2 separate regions of the Mus musculus genome follow, and region 2 is linked to region 1. The links are chromatin loops, found by intact Hi-C in ENCODE. Cell type or tissue: heart. All regions are shown on one strand. Each heading gives the region's core, and the rest is flanking DNA. Links, peaks and the distances in the headings are about the cores only.

The links. A loop is a pair of places that touch in the nucleus more often than their neighbours do. Peaks named below come from ENCODE experiments on the same cell type or tissue, not always from the same donor. Only the 100,000 strongest peaks of a DNase experiment are listed, where the experiment ranks them.
Region 2: it touches region 1 in a loop (4-fold over the local background); 41 of 42 quality-filtered maps call a loop at or near these places.

What each region holds. Positions count from the first base shown.
Region 1 is chr6:50,309,674-50,317,673 of GRCm38, reverse strand. Osbpl3 (oxysterol binding protein-like 3) reads left to right here. Exons shown (of 24, transcript NM_001347213.1): 18 at 4,979-5,042. Among named protein-coding and RNA genes, the nearest start is that of Gsdme, 52 kb to the right of the region's middle. In heart, for the core only: no CTCF peak of the experiment used is centred there; a DNase peak (open chromatin) is centred at 4,833; H3K27ac peaks cover 2,520 bases.
Region 2 is chr6:50,525,422-50,534,695 of GRCm38, reverse strand. It overlaps Gm31279 (a long non-coding RNA gene), which reads right to left. Exons shown (of 4, transcript XR_377652.4): 2 at 1,230-1,406. Among named protein-coding and RNA genes, the nearest start is that of Gm26289, 10 kb to the left of the region's middle. In heart, for the core only: a CTCF peak has its summit at 7,810 (motif pointing right); no DNase peak of the experiment used is centred there; H3K27ac peaks cover 226 bases.

The DNA of each region.
Region 1 (8,000 bases), core at 1-8,000:
TTTGCTGTCCTAATGACCACTGGTCCTGATAGAGGCGGAGCCACATCCTCCATTTGGATTTTAGCCTTGTGACTTAAGTGGCTGCTGCATTTAGTGTGCCCAAGAAAAGCGAGCCTCTTGGGACTGGGATGCTACCACTGTCTGTATTTGCTATGTATTTGCTGGGACAGGTGGATTTCCCCATTAGCAGATTATGTGAGAAGCAGGATTATTATCACAGGAGAGTATTCAATGTGAAGATGTGCCTTCCTTCTGCCATAGAAGTAGATCAGAGTTCAGGTCAGAGTCTCCTTTTTATGGGGTGCTGGGTATATCTCAGCTCAGCTCTGCACACACACACACACACACACACACCTTCCTCCTGTTCTTATGCAAGTCCTCACTAGATGACTCACTGTTATATGAAGCCCTCTAGCGTAGCATATCTAAGACACAGCAACATCCTTGTCATTTTATGTCTGTACCTGCTTGTGTGGCTTTTCGGCTTCTGACCCAGGAGACCGTCTGCCCCATGGAGGCAGCATGAGGCTATACTTATCCAGTATGTGCAGGTGACAAGCTTTTAAAATTTGGGAGGATTCTGTGGTTTCCTGTGACCTCTAGCAGTACAGATGTCCAAAGAAACATAGTAATGATTTGAGTAGGGGCCCCAGTTTAAGATTGCGTGTGTGCACGTGCATGAGCTCATGTGCATGTGTGTGCACACACTTGTGTGCTCAGGTGCTCTTGGAGGCCACAGGGACCACTGGATCCTTGGGAACTGAAACTATGGGTAGTTATGCGCATTTAGTGTGGGTGTCGGGAACCAAACTTGGGTCCTCTGCAAGAACAGCAAGACCTCTTAGCTGCTGAACCCTCAATCCATCCCCCTTTACAATCTTTCTTTTTCATGGCTTAAGATGTAATAATAACAGAGACTGATGAGGTTATCTGAGTACTCAGGATGCTAAGGCAGGAGGATCACAATTTTGGCTAGCCTGGGATACCTATTGATCTTGTTTCAAAAACAAAGAATCAAGATTAAATAATTACCAAAGACTCAGCAGTTTGGGCTACCTCTTCCCGTGCATAGAGAGGATTCCAACCTCAAAGATCAAGTATCGCCTGTGAATGGGCCCTTTCTATGTGCGTTCAAAAGGACAAGCCCTAGACTTTTCAAACTGCTTGGTATCTTGTAGTATTCTCATCTGAAGATACTGAGAGCAGATGTTAGCATCAGTATGCTGAGGTCAAAACAGGCTCTCTGAATTTGCTTTACAAAGAAATAAATGCAGCACAGAAAGGTTAGAAAGATTGGATATTTATTTACCTTGAAAGTGGATCATGTGGAAATGGACAATCTGAGAGACTTGTTAGGAGGATTCTATAAGAATCCAGTTAGGACACAATGAGGGATAAGCAGTCAGGGTGAGAAAAAGTAGTCAGATTCTGTATCTATTTTGAAGTTTCAGCAGGTAGACTGTGACTTTTTTAGTGATTATTTGGGGGTCCTCACATCATGTATCCTGATTGTGTTCACATTCTAGTCTTCCCACCTCTGTCCTCTCCCCCCTTGACCTTTCCTCTCAAAAAAAGGGGGGAAGGAGGAGGGAGAGAGAAAGGTCTATTTTGTGTTGTTCATGTACTCACTGGAGCATGCTCAAATTCCTAGTGGCCCTACACCTTGCCTTCGTGGGGCAGCTGGCCCCGCCTCTCTCCAGTGGTTTCTGGCATGGATGCAGGCAGAGAAAGATTTTTTTTCTTTAAGTGGTCATGAAAAGACATCTTAATGGTGTGCTGTGGCTTGAAGCAGTACAAGAGAGACATCTCTGGATGCAGTCCCTGCTGTGCACAGAGAGAGAGCACAGTGTAGGGTCTGGGACCAGATATAGCACATCGGTTGGGAAGGTGGTAGGCAGCAGGTTCTATGCTGAAAGCCCCTGCTTCCTAACTTATAAAATAAGGTTAGTGAAGACAATTAAAATTCCATCTCGCCCAGGCCAGGAAGAGGTCACTCAGTGTAAAGGTGCCTGCCTCCTAGCCTGATGATCTGGGTTCGAGTCCTTAGACCACACTGACACCTTCCTACAAGTTGTCTACTGATCCCCACATGCTAACACATAACACACAAACTGATGCAAAAGAAGTTTAAAAAGTTAAAAACACAAAAACCTATTTTCAGTTCATCTAAAGGCAGTTGACCAAATACCATTTTATTGATCTGCTATAGTGGCTTTAAAAGATCATATCTGTATTCTTTTGTTTTGTTTTTGTTTTGTTTTGTTTTTTGTTTTTTGAGGCAGGGTTTTTCTATGTAGCCCTGGCTGACCTAGAACTCACTCTGAAGACCAGGCTGGCCTCAACTCAGAAACCCGTCTGCCTCTGCCTCCCAAGTGCTGGGATTAAAGGCGTGCGCCACCACTGCTCTATATCTGTATTCTTATCAAACGTATATATCACAGGATCTCCTTTAGCCCCTATGGGCAGTATGCTTCTCCCTATATAGAGAGGAATCCAATGTCTTCCATATGAACCACATGCTTCTCCCTGTTTTATAAGATTTAAAATGATTACGGAGCAGGCACATGGTGTTTGTATACCATAGTGTGCTTTGAAGTTTATATTCGGTGATTTTCATAAGTGTCCCAAGTTCCTGGTGACGCTGTATTACTCGTTCCTACACTCCATAATGAAGATATGTCAGGTGAATAGAGACCTGGGGTTGGAGGAGTTAAATTTTTCTGATTTAACTGCATGCGATCCTGCAGTTTAAAAACTGACTAGACTATTTTGAGAGCTGTCACGTGGGAGAAGGGGGAATGATAAAACACTTTGAAGCAGAGGACTGCCTTGATTATAGGAGTTGGGTCCCTGAGCTAGCGAAAAGTCCTCTCCAAACCTCCAGAGAGAAGCAGGGGTCTTGCTGAGTCAGACAGCACATGGGGAACTAAGATACATCAAGCAACAGCAGGGTTCCGCCTCCTCCTTCCCATAGCCGGGATCTCATTGAGGAATCTGAAGGTGTGGGTGCTGTTTTTGTCTCTGTCTGCTCCCCAGTCTGTCAGTTAACACCGTGGCAGGCTGTCTGGGGATCCTTCAGCCCTGCAGCTCTCCATGTACCCATATAAGGGATGGTTTGCAAAGCAGGTTCCTCAGCACAGGTGGGCCCAGAGCAAGGCGTATGAGTGCCTGTGGACTTATTACGCCACCATCCTGTTTCCTTACACACATTCTCATGCCAGGTAGAGCTGTGCACTGAGCCGCTAATGTGTGCTTTTGAGAACAATTCAGCCACTTAACACTGAGGCCCCGATCTCTGTTTTACTTTGCAATCCCTTTAAAAGCTGTGGTTTGGGAAACCTGACCCATCTGGTTTCAGCCTCCATCTTGTTCATAAGAAAGACTTTGGGTAGGTACTCCGAATAGAAGATGTCTCTGTTCACAGCCATTGAAATCAGATAAATTTCTGGAAGAGCACTGCCAATATGACTGCTTTTGTTTTGTTCTGATGATCTGTGTCAACAGCACATGGCTCTGAGTGCTACTGAGATAAAGAAGAGAGGGCACACAGCCCCTCTCCCCCCTTTTTGTTTTTAGCTTCTCAATTGATGGGTAAAGCAATGGGGGGCCCCCAGTGACAGTCTGCTTTGAAGATCATCCCTTCTAGGATGTAAATACTTAATATTTCATTATATATTGATGATAAATAAACACAGTTTTCCTTTGTGTGTTCATGTGTGTTTGCACATATGTATGCATTTGTGTGTGTGTGTGTGTGTGTTCATGTGTTGCCGGGTGCATAGTGGAAACCAGAAGAAAACCTTGAGAGGTTCCTCAGGTGCCGTCTACCATAGTTTTATTGTTTTTCTGAGAGAGTGGTCTGGTACCCATCCAGTGGCCTGGGCTGGCTGACCAGTGGATCCCCAAGCATCTGTCTCTCTCTCCCCAGTGCTGGGATGACAAATGCCTGCCAGCATGCCCATCTGGGTGTGGGTTCTGGGCCTACATTCTGATCCCCACACTTACACAACAGTCACTTCATGGATCGAGCCATCACCGAAGTCCCAACACATTTCTCCCCTTGACGATTGGTGAACTTTCTTCAATGGCTGTGGTTAGCTCTGCTTGACAGAGATATTATTCTTAAGAATTATCTAAGGGGTCAGGGAGATAGATGGCTCAGAGGATAAGGGTGCTGGCTGCCAAGCCTTTGGACTTTGAGTTCCATCCCTAGAACCCACAAAGTGAAAGGTGAGAACTGGCTCCCACAAATGGTTTCCACACTTGCCAAATGAGCCATGGTATGTAAGTGTGTGTACGTACATATACACACACATGCACAATAAGTTAATGAATAAATATATGTTGTTGTTGTTGTTTTAAGAACTATCTTGGGTTGACCTCATCAGTGACTTAAGAGTCTGGACTTTATGATTCAGTTTTCTGAGCCCTTAGGGAGACATCGTATTTTGTTACTTAGAAGTAGCTGTTCTACCCAGTACAGAGGAACTCCAGGGCCAAAAAGGGGCAGTGGGTGGGTAGGGGATTGGGGGGGGTGGGTATGGGGGACCTTTGGGATAGCATTGAAAATGTAAACGAGGAAAATACCTAATTAAAAAAAAAAAAAAAAAAGAAGTAGCTGTTCTAAACAGTGACTCTGACCGCTTAGTCAGAATCCTTGCAGGTCTTTTCAAAGCATATCAAACACAGTGCTGGCTGGGAGGGTGCAGTCCTCAGACATCCCTGTCTTTATGTTATACTGTTCAAATCATGCCTGTGTCTTCATCACCTGAGGGCTGGGCCAAGCTTCTGGGAGGCTTCCAGCCACAGCTTCCTTCCCTCCAGAGTAGAGGAGCTGGCTATGTCAAGAGTGCCCCCTAGAGGACACCTGGGTCCAAGCTGCAGCCCTGCCCCTTTGCTCACTCCTCAGCTCAAGGGAAAGGAAGGGCAGGCATAGCAGCTTGTACTCAAACTGTGTTTTGTCCCTTGTCTCCTTCAGGTCAGCCACCACCCACCTATCTCCGCCTGCCACGCTGAGTCCGGAAACTTTGTTTTCTGGCAAGGTAATGTGCTGATCCGTTTGACTGCCACCTTCATAGCACTAAAGGTTTTGTTTGCTCCAGGGATCCTCTGTCCCCATCGTTCCATCTCAGAGCTTTTTCTCTCTCTTTCCCTGTAACTTCTCTCGGAGTGCCTCACTTGTTGAAGGATTTACAAGGTTCCCAGCTTTTTAGCAGAGGGTAGGCAGCAAATGGGTTTCTTGCTTTTTAAAAATTTAAGTCTTAGCCGGGCGTGGTGGTGCACACCTTTGATCCCTGCCTCGGGAGGCAGAGGCAGGCAGATTTCTGAGTTCAAGGCCAGCTTGGTCTACAGAGTGAGTTCCAGGACAGCCAGGGCTACACAGAGAAACCCTGTCTCAAAAAAAAAAAACAAAAACAAAAAACAAAACAAAAATATGTCTTGTTTCTAAAATTACAGTTGACACCTGACTTCTATTCATCTTTTTTTTTTAATAATATCTTTTATCCACTGAACTTTTCCCCATTTATTTGGTGTCTGTGTGTCTGCACATGCACACATATGTGTGTGCGTGCGTGCGTGCGTGCGCAGGTCAGATGATAACTAGCAGGTCTGGGCTTTTACCTTCTGTCATGGTTTGGAAGGATGGAACTCATGGCATAAGTGACAAGCACCTTTTCCTGCTGAACCATCTCACTGGCCAGTTTGTTTGTTTGTTTGATTGGTTGGTTGGTTTTGTTGTTGTTTTGAGTGCTGTTTGGAGGAGGTTTTCGTCTAAGTTTTGTGGTTGTTGTCATCTTGCTTTGTGTTTATAGTTTTTGTCTGGCTTTGTCTTTGCTGTTCTCAAGAACATAAGCTAAAAGGTTTGGGAAAGGCAAGCAGGGTGGTGGTTTTGGTATTGATGTTCCTAAACCTTACATTTGGAGATGGAGGGAGATGGAAAGTTGTTCACAAAAATAATGCTTCAGATTTTTCCAAAATGAGTTAGTTCTGTAAAATGTTTATTTATTCAGAAGGTTGGGGTACAGTAAGAGAAGCTGAGCGTCCCAGGTTTTGTTTGTTGGGGACGGAGGCTCACGTAGTCCAGGCTAGCCTCAGATTCGCTTTATAGACTAGGATGGCCTGGAACTTCTTATCCTCTGGCTTTACCTCCTGCAGTGCTGGCTTCCCGGCATGCACTACCACACCTGGTTTACACAGTGCCAAGGACTGAACTTCAGGCCTTGTGCATGCTACTACGCAATTACCAACTGAGTTACAGCCTCAGCTCCTAATCAGCTTTTAAAACATTTTCTTTACCAGCACTGTCATTTGGTTCCTGTGCACTCTTTATACACACTGACATGGGCACATATCGTTGTGATACTTGAAACTACAACAGCACACTGTAACACTTCCCACTCACTCTGCCTGGAGGCTGGCAGTATTACTGGTTGAAAAGTACAAGTTAATTGTTTCTTTTCTTTAATCTTTTCTATCGATGCTTGATATTAGATATTGAAGCTTCACCTAAGATCTGTCTACTTTTCACTAAAACCCTCTGGAAATGTTTCTCATAAGGCTCCCAAGCTTCCACCTGATAAATCTCGTGGGCCCTGTAAGTGCTTCCACTTGGTTTTCATAAAGTCTGCATTTTTGTTTTTAACAAGAGAGCCTTTTCCAGATAGTCCCTGGAGGCCCCTGTGTTACTTTCCTCCTCACTCTTTCCTGGGTGGTTCCACCTGTTTCCTGGATATAAGATCCTCAAGTCTTCCCCATCTCGTCTCACATTTCTCTGCCCTTTAACTGGGTTGTTTAGATGTTTGTTGTGATTATAGATGTAAGTGATTAAAGTGTGCCTTGCTTTTATTTGTCAAATCTGTTCCTTGTTCCCCCTTTCCTCTTTTTATGCCTACTTTTGAATTAGTTAAATATTGTCTCTATGTCCATTTGTCTCTTCTGTTGTATTATACCTATAGCTCTTTGTTTTATGCCTTAGTTGTTACTTCAAGATTCATGTTATGTATCTTTAAGGTTTTGCAGTCTGCCATCAACTGGCATTATTATATACCAGTTTAGATGCATTAAGAAACATAGCAAAGTAAACCTGCCCTTTGTAAGATTGTGTGTGTTATAAGTTGGCAGTGTGTTAATGTCTTTGCTCAAATCCAAATCTCCATTTTCCAGTTTTCATACCAATTTTATTGAAAAATACTCACACACTGTATCATTTACCCACTTAAAGTTTATAAATTTGCGATTTTTTTTAACTTAGCACAACTAATTTTAAAATAGTTTCATCACCTCAAAAACAATTTCTTTGGCAAACACACTCTCCCAGCCTCCTTTAAATCCACCATTTGCAGGATTTCTTTGGAGGAATCCACTCACCTGCCTCACCTGGACCACAGGCACGCATCTCCTAGCTGCTCTGCTTCTGCCTCTCCCTACATTTCTTCTGTCTCAATGCGGTGAACAGTCAGGGCCTGCTTCACATTCTCAGTCTCCCTTCTCCTTCTCAGTGTCAGCATCCGCAAATTAGGACGACTGACATTGCTTCTAAATATTCCCTCCTTTTCTCAGCCTGTGCCTGTTTGCCCCTCCATTCTCCATTTTTGCTGCTTCCCTTAAGAATCTGCTGCACCACAGCTGGGGGCTGGACTCACTCCTGCTTGTCCCCTGAGCAGCCACAGTAGCCACTTCTCTTGCCACCTCACTCTTAACCCCTCCTGCCCATGTCCCGTTCTCCGTATGGCTTTGATTTTTTTTTGCAATTTTTTGTCTCTTCACACTGGTTCCCTGAATGTTTTCAAAGAGGACTTATTAGCCAGGCTTGCAGAACCAAGTGTTTCCTCAATCTGACCTTCTGCTCTAACCCTCAGATAATCTCAGACCTTCAGGACACAGCCACAGTCGACTCTCTTATACCTCTAACCCTGTAAATACTGTTTTCCCAACACCGATTTCTCTATGCTTCATGAACTCATTTGGATTCTACAAAACCCTGTTCACATGGCCCCTTC
Region 2 (9,274 bases), core at 518-8,517, 220 kb before region 1:
TCCAGAAGAGGGCATCAGATCTCCTGGTACTGGAGTTACAGACAATTATAAGCTACCATATGAGGGGAGGGAATTGAACCCAGATGCTGGAGAGGATGTGGAGAAAGAGGAACACTCATCCATTGTTGGTGGGATTGCAAGCTTGTACAACCACTCTGGAAATCAGTCTGGCGGTTCCTCAGAAAATTGGACATAGTACTACCGGAGGATCCAGCAATACCTCTCCTGGGCATATATCCAGAAGATGCCCCAACTGGTAAGAAGGACACATGCTCCACTATGTTCATAGCAGCCTTATTTATAATAGCCAGAAGCTGGAAAGAACCCAGATGCCCCTCAACAGAGGAATGGATACAGAAAATGTGGTACATCTACACAATGGAGTACTACTCAGCTATTAAAAAGAATGAATTTATGAAATTCCTAGCCAAATGGATGGACCTGGAGGGCATCATCCTGAATGAGGTAACACATACACAAAGGAACTCTCACAATATGTACTCACTGATAAGTGGATATTAGCCCAAAACCTAGGATACCGAAGATATAAGATACAATTTGCTAAACACATGAAACTCAAGAAAAATGAAGACTGAAGTGTGGACACTATGCCCCTCCTTAGAAGTGGGAACAAAACACCCTTGGAAGGAGTTACAGAGACAAAGTTTGGAGCTGAGATGAAAGGATGGACCATGTAGAGACTGCCATATCCAGGGATCCACCCCATAATCAGCATCCAAACGCTGACACCATTGCATACACTAGCAAGATTTTATCAAAAGGACCCAGATGTAGCTGTCTCTTGTGAGACTATGCCGGGGCCTAGCAAACACAGAAGTGGATGCTCACAGTCAGCTAATGGATGGATCACAGGGCTCCCAATGAAGGAGCTAGAGAAAGTACCCAAGGAGCTAAAGGGATCTGCAACCCTATAGGTGGAACAACATTATGAACTAACCAGTACCCCGGAGCTCTTGACTCTAGCTGCATATGTATCAAAAGATGGCCTAGTCGGCCATCACTGGAAAGAGAGGCCCATTGGACTTGCAAACTTTATATGCCCCAGTACAGGGGAACGCCAGGGCCAAAAAGGGGGAGTGGGTAGGCAGGGGAGTGGGGGTGGGTGGGTATGGGGGACTTTTGGTATAGCATTGGAAATGTAAATGAGCTAAATACCTAATAAAAAATGGAAAAAAAAAAAACTTCGGGGAATCTTGGAGTCGCCTCACCCTGCTGGAATTGAAGACTTGTCACCTTGTGTCTGTGTCTGGACCGTTCTACCAGACTCCGGAAGGATGAGCACCCGGCCTCTTCTCACGCTCCAACAGCTGGCATCCAGGGACTGGCGAGTAATGAAGACTCCGCCGTCTCTGCTCTGGAGCACCCGCCCAAAGTGTTCTTCAGCCCTGTTCAAGGAGGCCTTCATTAAGAGACGCAGGAAAATTGTGAAGCACATGGTAGCGACTTGGCCCTACCCAAACCTCTATATTGGCCCCTTGATGGACAGCTACCATGTTGATACCTTCCAGGCTGTGTGGGACGGAGTGGATGGGCTGAGTGGCCAGAAGGTTCAGCCTAGGAGCTATAGACTGAAAGAGCTCAATTTGGTGGATGTCAAACATTGACTTCCTGGAAGTATGGATTCCAACACGGGATCTTCTCCGAGTTCCAGAGGAGGAAGAGGAGAAATTTCACACAACAGTGCTGGTGCAACCACTAAGTGTTCATGCTGACTATGTCTTCCTGTTCCCCCTTCTCAAACAGTACCATGAGCACTTCTTTCGGTGGGTTAGGCAGAGATTAAATACAATGCCCTTCTTTTCTTATAATTTGGTACCAAAAAAAGAAATGAAATTGAGACAGGACAAGGTATTGCATTCCTTGGGATATCATGGGATCTGTAGTTACATGCAGGTGGTTTTAAGCCACCTGGCATGGGTGCTCTGAAAGAGCAGTCTGTGCTCTTAACTCTTTAGGCAACTCTCTAGCCTGAAAATAATCATGTTGTGACATGGGCTGGCTTAGAACTCACTGTGTAGACCACTTCCCTCAGCTTCTGCCTATGGAGTGTTGATAGGAGACAGTGCACAGCCATGCCTGGCTTCTTGATGTTTGTTTGTTTGTTTGTTTGTTTGTTTGTTTGTTTTTATGTTCTTTCTTGATGTTTTTGTATGTTTGCCCAGGCTTGACTCAAAGATATGACAACAGTGTTTCTGTCTCTTGTTGTCTTTTTTCATTGGTTATGTTATTTTACATTTCAAATGTTATCCTCTTCTCATTTTCCCTTCCGCAAACCCTCTATTCCATCCCCATAAATACAAACTTCTGTAGCTTAGCGTTAACTCTGTAGCAGTCCATGCAAAATGTCCTTGCAAGCGCACATACCCTATTACCTTCTGCAACTCCCATACCCGGCATTCTGTTACACATGCAGGTTGCTCTCAACAGTTACATAGTAGCAACTTACACAGAAAAGGTTCCTTTCTGCAGCTACACCATTGATGTCAACAGGCAGTTAGCGTTTCCAGTGCCTTTCTTCACAGTCTGAGAACAGCTCTCCCCTGGGGTTAGTTCCCTTGTAAAGCTTGGCAGCTATCAGACCAGGCAGACCGGAACTGCTGTAGGCAAATTCCTGAACTTTCCTCCTTGAGAGACTTGATTCACCTTCATTCTTGAGAGTATGCTGTTGTTCCGACGCCTTTCGACTCTGTGGTTTTTGGAGAGAAAGCCAGGATGGCGGCTCTGTATAGAATGTATTAATTTTTTTACTAGCTGCCCTCAAGATTTCTGTTTGTTTGTTTGTTTCATATATTAAGTGATAAAGTGCCTAGGAACTTTAATTTTATTTTATTATAAAATAATAATAATTCTCAGCTTGGGAATAGCTGAGTCTCCTAATATATACTTACAGGGTTCTTTTTGTGTTTTTGTTTTGTTTTGTTTTTTTAAATCTGCAATTGTTTCACCCATTATTTCTTCAAATATCTTTCTTCTTATTTTTTTTTTACCTCTTAGTCTTGGATTCTAATGGTATGTATACTTGACCTTGACCTTTTGGTAGTCTTACCAGTCACTGTTACCTTCCCATGAATGAATCTGAGTTGAAGGATGAATGATGTGATTAAAACACCAGATGGAGTTCATATTGGAATGTCATCGGCACTGTGAGGCATTAAGGAGGTAGAACAGATGTGGATAATTATGGTTTCTTTGGAAAGCCAGTTATGTCCAATGGTGTTTTGCTGGGACAGACACATGAAGGAGTGTTTTCCTAAATCGGACACAGGTGAAAGGATGTTTTGCTAAAGCAAGAACACGAAAGGATTCTTCACTAAGGACACACACATGTATTGGCTCCTCTTACATTGTGTTGCTGAGCTCCACTTATGGTGACACCATAGAGAAAAACTCCGTAAAGAACTTCTCATGAGGTTCCTGTGGCTTCTTGCAACTTCCATGGACTTGGGCAGATTGGCAGGGTGATGTCAGCTAATAGACTCATGTGGAGTTTTGATAAGACAGACTCATGTGGTGAGGCAAGACTGGTGGGAGGACAGAGTATAAATACGACTCCACAGACAGTGGCAGGAGGCTTGCATAGCTAGCTTTGCAACTTTTAGTTCATCTCACATCTTCTTCACTGATCTTCACTTCATTGAGAGAGGCATGGCAGAGAACTTCTCTTGGCATCCCTGCTGGTCTAGGTCACTCCTGTTGTCAATTTGGCAGAGGCCTGGCTGTTTCTGCTGGGTCATGCCACTGCTGCTAGTTCATGTTCACTACCTTGACGCTACTGAACTGGACTGCTGGAATATTCATGAAGTGTTTGCCAGTGGATCAAGTTGCTGCTGCTGCTGTTGCTGCTGCTGCTGATTCCTGTGAACTGAACTGCTGATTTCCTGACAACACAGGATTTGCTCCAAAGAACAATTTTCTAGACAGGTCCGCTTCCCCCTGTATCCTAATAGCTGTTCTTTTCCACTACCTCTGGTGTTTGGTGGGCTGGAAGGAATGTTAGGCATTTAAGAACCCTTATTAAAGGAGGGTTTAAAAAGTCAAAGCAGCATAGAACCTTTATTTGATGTATTTACAAGATGACTAGGACTAAAATCTTCAGGGCAGATCATCCATGGTGAAACACTGATGACTGTTTAAGAGTTACCAACATGGACCCCTGTCCCTCGAAAAAAAATGTCCTGTCCTGGTTTGGAACTCTGCCAGCAAGGAGATGATTACCAGATACCGTCTCCTGACTTTGGGTCCTCTTTCCTTTATAATACACCCAGTCTGTGGACTTGCGCTATCAGCCACAAGAAACAGGCTAGGACAGTGAACAATGCCTGAATCTACTAACTGACTGCTTTCTCTTGCCCATCCTAACTCAGGATGTTAAAAGCACTTGCAGTGCAGTACATCTCCATTCGTGTTGATTTTATTCTTGAAATGCCCACGTATTCTTTCTTTCTTCTCCATCTCCTTGCCGACGCCCCAGTCCAGGTCTTTAGCCTGGTTGTCTGTTTCTCCCTTGTCTCTTGCCGGGATTCCTGGCTCTGGATGTTTAACACGTCACACACTGCTCCCCTTCCTTAATCATTCCTTCTTTTGCTTCAGCAAGTGGTGTCTTAGGAACACAGAAACTAGAAGATGAAGGCTCAGATTCACCTGGCCCATCACCCATTCCTTCCCAGTGTAAGAGCCAGAACCCTCAAAAGCACCCCAGTATCTGGTTCATAGACCTTTACCATCACATCAGAGCAGTTCCAACCTTCCCTCTTTGTTTATTCTTCTGGGGTCATTTTGCTTGACTGAAGTTCACAACCAGACAGAAACTAAAGACTCACTTTCTAGACATGGACTCTTTTTTTTGTTTTGTTTTGTTTTGTTTTGTTTTGTTTTCCAAGACAGGGTAGCTCTGTGTAGCCCTGGCTGTCCTGAAACTCACTCTGTAGACCAGGCTGGCCTCAAACTTAGAAATCGGCCTGCCTCTGCCTCCCAAGTGCTGGGATTTAAGGAGTGAGCCACCACCGCCCGAAGCGACATGAACTCTTCTTGGTAGAAAATGTCAGGGCCAGATTTTCACTTCCAAACCAGTTGATTCAAATAGTAGTGGGAGAAGAGCAATCCAGGAAGGCTGCCAGGCATGGGTGAACTCCCTGCAGGTACGAAAAGCATTCAGCACTGAGCTGGGAGGAGACGGAGGTGCCATTTCAGAACATGAGTAGGGACATTCATTTCAGTTCATGGTCGCAGGGGGTTCAGTCTATAACGGTGGGAAGAAAGCAGCAGAGCGGGATTTACATCTGGGCAGACCAGGGACTGGAGATGGGGATACTGTACTGAGCTGACATGCTTCTCTTCGGGGGCAGAGTGCAGCCACGGCCAGGTCCACTCACCCCAGGGACGGTCTTTCTCCCCGAGTTCATCCACTCCTATAACAGCGAGAGGTGGAGAGGAGTGCCTCCCGCTACTGATGGACTCTAAATCCAGCCAGGCAAAGAGTGAGAGCTAAATGCCATGGTCTCTTTGCTTTCCGCCTTGTCTATTTTTAGTTACAGGCAGCATGGAAATTACAAGAAATCGCATTTCTGGCTTTCCTTTTACAGTTTTATCTAAATGAAGGATTTGTAGTTTCCAACCTTGACAGTAGGAACGGGGGTGGCGGGGGCGGGAGGTGGAGTGGGGCGGGCGGTGGCAGCCCACGCTCTGTAACCAAATAGAGCAGTCTCCAAATCTGCTTTGTTCTAAATTGTGAAAAAATCTGTCTGGTGAAAACCAAAAGCAGACACAGGTCGGTCGGGTTCTGACCGGAATGTGGCTAAGGCGTTGTCCTTTCCTGGCCAATCATATTCTTTTATGGAGCTCCTGGTTTATAATTATTTTCCTTCAAGTCATTAGAAGGGTTAAGATGATAAGTTTTATATTTTATCACAATTTTTAGAAAACAGTCACACCAGACAAGAAATTTTACTTCTGGGTTTCCTGTTCAAAGATGCATAAAATATTCCAGAATATCTGGGTCAGAAGTCTTGAAGTCACCTAGTACCCGGGTTATCAAGCGCTCACTTCCCGTTTCTTAGTCATACTTTAGATTTAAGACAAGGTAAAAGCTATATAAAAACAAAGACTATGTAAAACAAGAATAGCCGGTAAGAAGCGGAGCCAGGGAAATGGCTCAGTGGGTAAAGAACTTGCCTTCCAAGCCCAGTGACCAGAGTCAGGAGTCCCCGGAACCTAAGAAAAAGCCAGGTGTCATAATGAGCACTTGGGTTCTCAGGACTTCAACTCAAGGTGGGAGACAGAGACGGAGACAGAGCCGGAGAAATGGCTCAGAAATGCGTGGGCAAGCTCAGCTAGAAGCAGGCAGGCAGGCAAGGCCTCACCTCAAAAATGAGGAGGGAGCAAAGCCGCAGCAACTCCTGAACGTGTCCTCTGAGAGGGGAGCATGCGTATCCTGCTCCCCACAACCCCACCTCTTCGTTTTCCTCTAAGATTTTTTTTTCAAAGCTCAAAGCAATAATAATTTTCAAAAGGAGAATGTTTAAAGTATTTTTATGACTTCAAAATTTATTTTTTAAGATTATTTTTTTCAACATAGGATTTAATTATGAGATCAATACAGATGTAAAAATGAAGATATATTCAGGGTGTTACTAATAAGAAAACTAGTAAGGGTCCTTCAATCAGCATTGAGCATGAGGAGGCTAGGAAGCATTTTCACAGCCGAGGAACACTGAAGAGTACTGGGGTAGAAGCATAGATGGTGGGACCCTGACCAGCCCTGGGCAAAAATGGTTTTGTATCAGTAATTTGTTTCTTTCAGTCACCAAATGGCCTCCACAGAACCTGAATGGGAAACCCCTAGAGGGGCTGACTTGGGGGAGGGGGGAGTCTAGAAAATACAGTTTCCAACAAAACACCATTTTTTTCTCTGTATCTGAAGCCGGCTGAGAGGAGACTAACGTAAAAATCCATGCTGGCTTGGGACGGGCTGAGAAGCGGTCTCCTTTAGCAGGCATAGTGGAGGCTCACGCCCTGACTCTGACTCAGGTTTAATTTGTCTCAGAATCCAACTGTGAGGCTGATTTGCGAGTGCCACCCACGGATCTCCCAATCCCATAATAGTCCCATAGGAGCGATGACCTTTTCTGGTATTTTCATTATTACGTCAGGGCAGAAACATTTTTTTTTCAGCTACACAAATTTCCCCTTTTATTAGTTTTGAATATTTTCATCTAGTTACACAATTCATTCTTTTCAGGACTTTTGTTTTGTTATTTTAAATATTGAGAACTTAATCTGTCCCTCACCAATTAAACTGTCTGAGTTACTGTATCAGGGAATCTCTCCAGGACCTCACGACCCTCTGTAGCATTAAGCTATAGGAAGAAAAAAAAATCAAAATTAACCACAGTTCTCTTTATGGATCTTAAGAGAGGTTGTAAACTACAAGACAACAGGAATCCCTAGGACCAAGTGCCTTTTCCTGTGGCAAGACTTTGGCCACAGTCCCTTCTGAGACTTGTCTGACTTTACATAACAAAGGAATTGTGACAGCCCAAGTTCAGAAACTCAGGTGGGAACTCAGCCTTCCAAACCCACAGAAGAGAATTAAATTATTAAATGTGACTCTGAGAACCCACTTTCCCCATTGGAAAATACCATCTTTGCCTATATGAAGAGACACCCTCTGACACACACACGCACACGCACACTAGAAGGGGGTCAGCCTTGGATTCTGTGGTGTAGAAGGGAATGTGCGGCCAGAAGGAACTTATTACCTAGTGCCATTCACCTCACTACCACAAGGTGTCGCTGTTGAATCCTAGCAATCCATTCTACTTTGCACCTTTCTGTCCTTTTCCTATTTTAGATTTTTTTTTTTTAAGGGATGGATTGAAGAACAAAAATTAAATCTAAAATTCTGTTGCCAAATGTCATGCTATAATAGGTCATAGTTCACAGGAGAGGCTTAAGCATCGAGTTGCTGCCATCTGGCTCTGCTCCCTCTGGACTGTACCCGCAGGGTTCTCACTCCAGGTGCTCTGAAGCAAGCACATGGGCACAGACACGTGTCCTAAATCCCAAGAGCTTTGACACACTGGGATGTTTGTTTTGAAGTGTGTATTCTCTAGCACCATTGTTTCTTTCTGTTTTAGAGAATCATTCTTAGCAGCAGCCACGCTGCCCTATCGCCCCTTTGCAGAGAGGCCCCTTCACACGGCCTGTCTCACTTCTAGAATCTGTCTGATTTCTCTACTTCCTGCAAGCACTGATCTGATATACTCATTGTCTCCCCTTCCTTGCCTCCATTTTCTTCCTAGTCAGTCTTGTTGCCGAAGTGTTCTCTGCAAACACTGCTTGCCAGACCCGTGGAACAGCTGAACTGCCCTCTCTCACCTGGGTTGTAACGCCTTCCCTCAGGTGCAACGCTCTTGTCTCCCAGTCGCACTCTTCTGGTTTTAACCTCTGGCCTTCCAGAGAGGTTAAACCTCTGGCCTTCCTCTCTAGGCATGTCAGCTCCTCTTGTGGTTAGCTTTAATTGTCAAATTGATACAATTGTATCACTGTAGTAATCCCTTGGGAAGAGAGTCTCAATGAGGGATTGTCCACATTGGCTTGGCCCACGGGCATGTCTGTGGGGATTTTCTTAATTAGGTTAATTGAAGGCCCAGCCCACTGCGGTGTCGGCATTCCCTATGGAAGGGGTCCGGAACTGTATTATGAGGAGAGAAATGAAGTTGAGCGTAAGCAGGCAAGCAAATCAGTACGGAGGCTCTCATCGCCCTCTGCTTTTGATGTGGGTGTGATGCGACCCACTGTCTCAAGCTCATGTCACTGAGACTTCAGTGCAGTGACGCATTGTCACCTGTAATTGTGAACTGAAATAAATTCCTTCCTCCCCTAAGTTGCTTTCTGTCAGCAGCAACAGAAATGAAACTAGAATAAGGTAACGTAATATGGCCCTACGACTTACTGCACTATCAGCATACACTGCCCCCAGATTCTTTCTGCCACTCCAGCATCTGTGTCTGGCTGACTTTTGACACCTCCGATTTCTCATCAAAAGTGTCTCAACCTTCACAAATCAGCACCCGATTCTTCATTTTTCTCTTCACTCTACTCAACCCTCATCCATTTCAGACTGGTGTTTTTGTTTTGTTTTTAGGCATTTTTTATTAGATATTTTCTTCATTTACATTTCAAATGCTATCCCCAAAGCCCCCTATACATCCCCCGCCCTGCTCCCCAACCCTCCCACTCCTGCTTCCTGGCC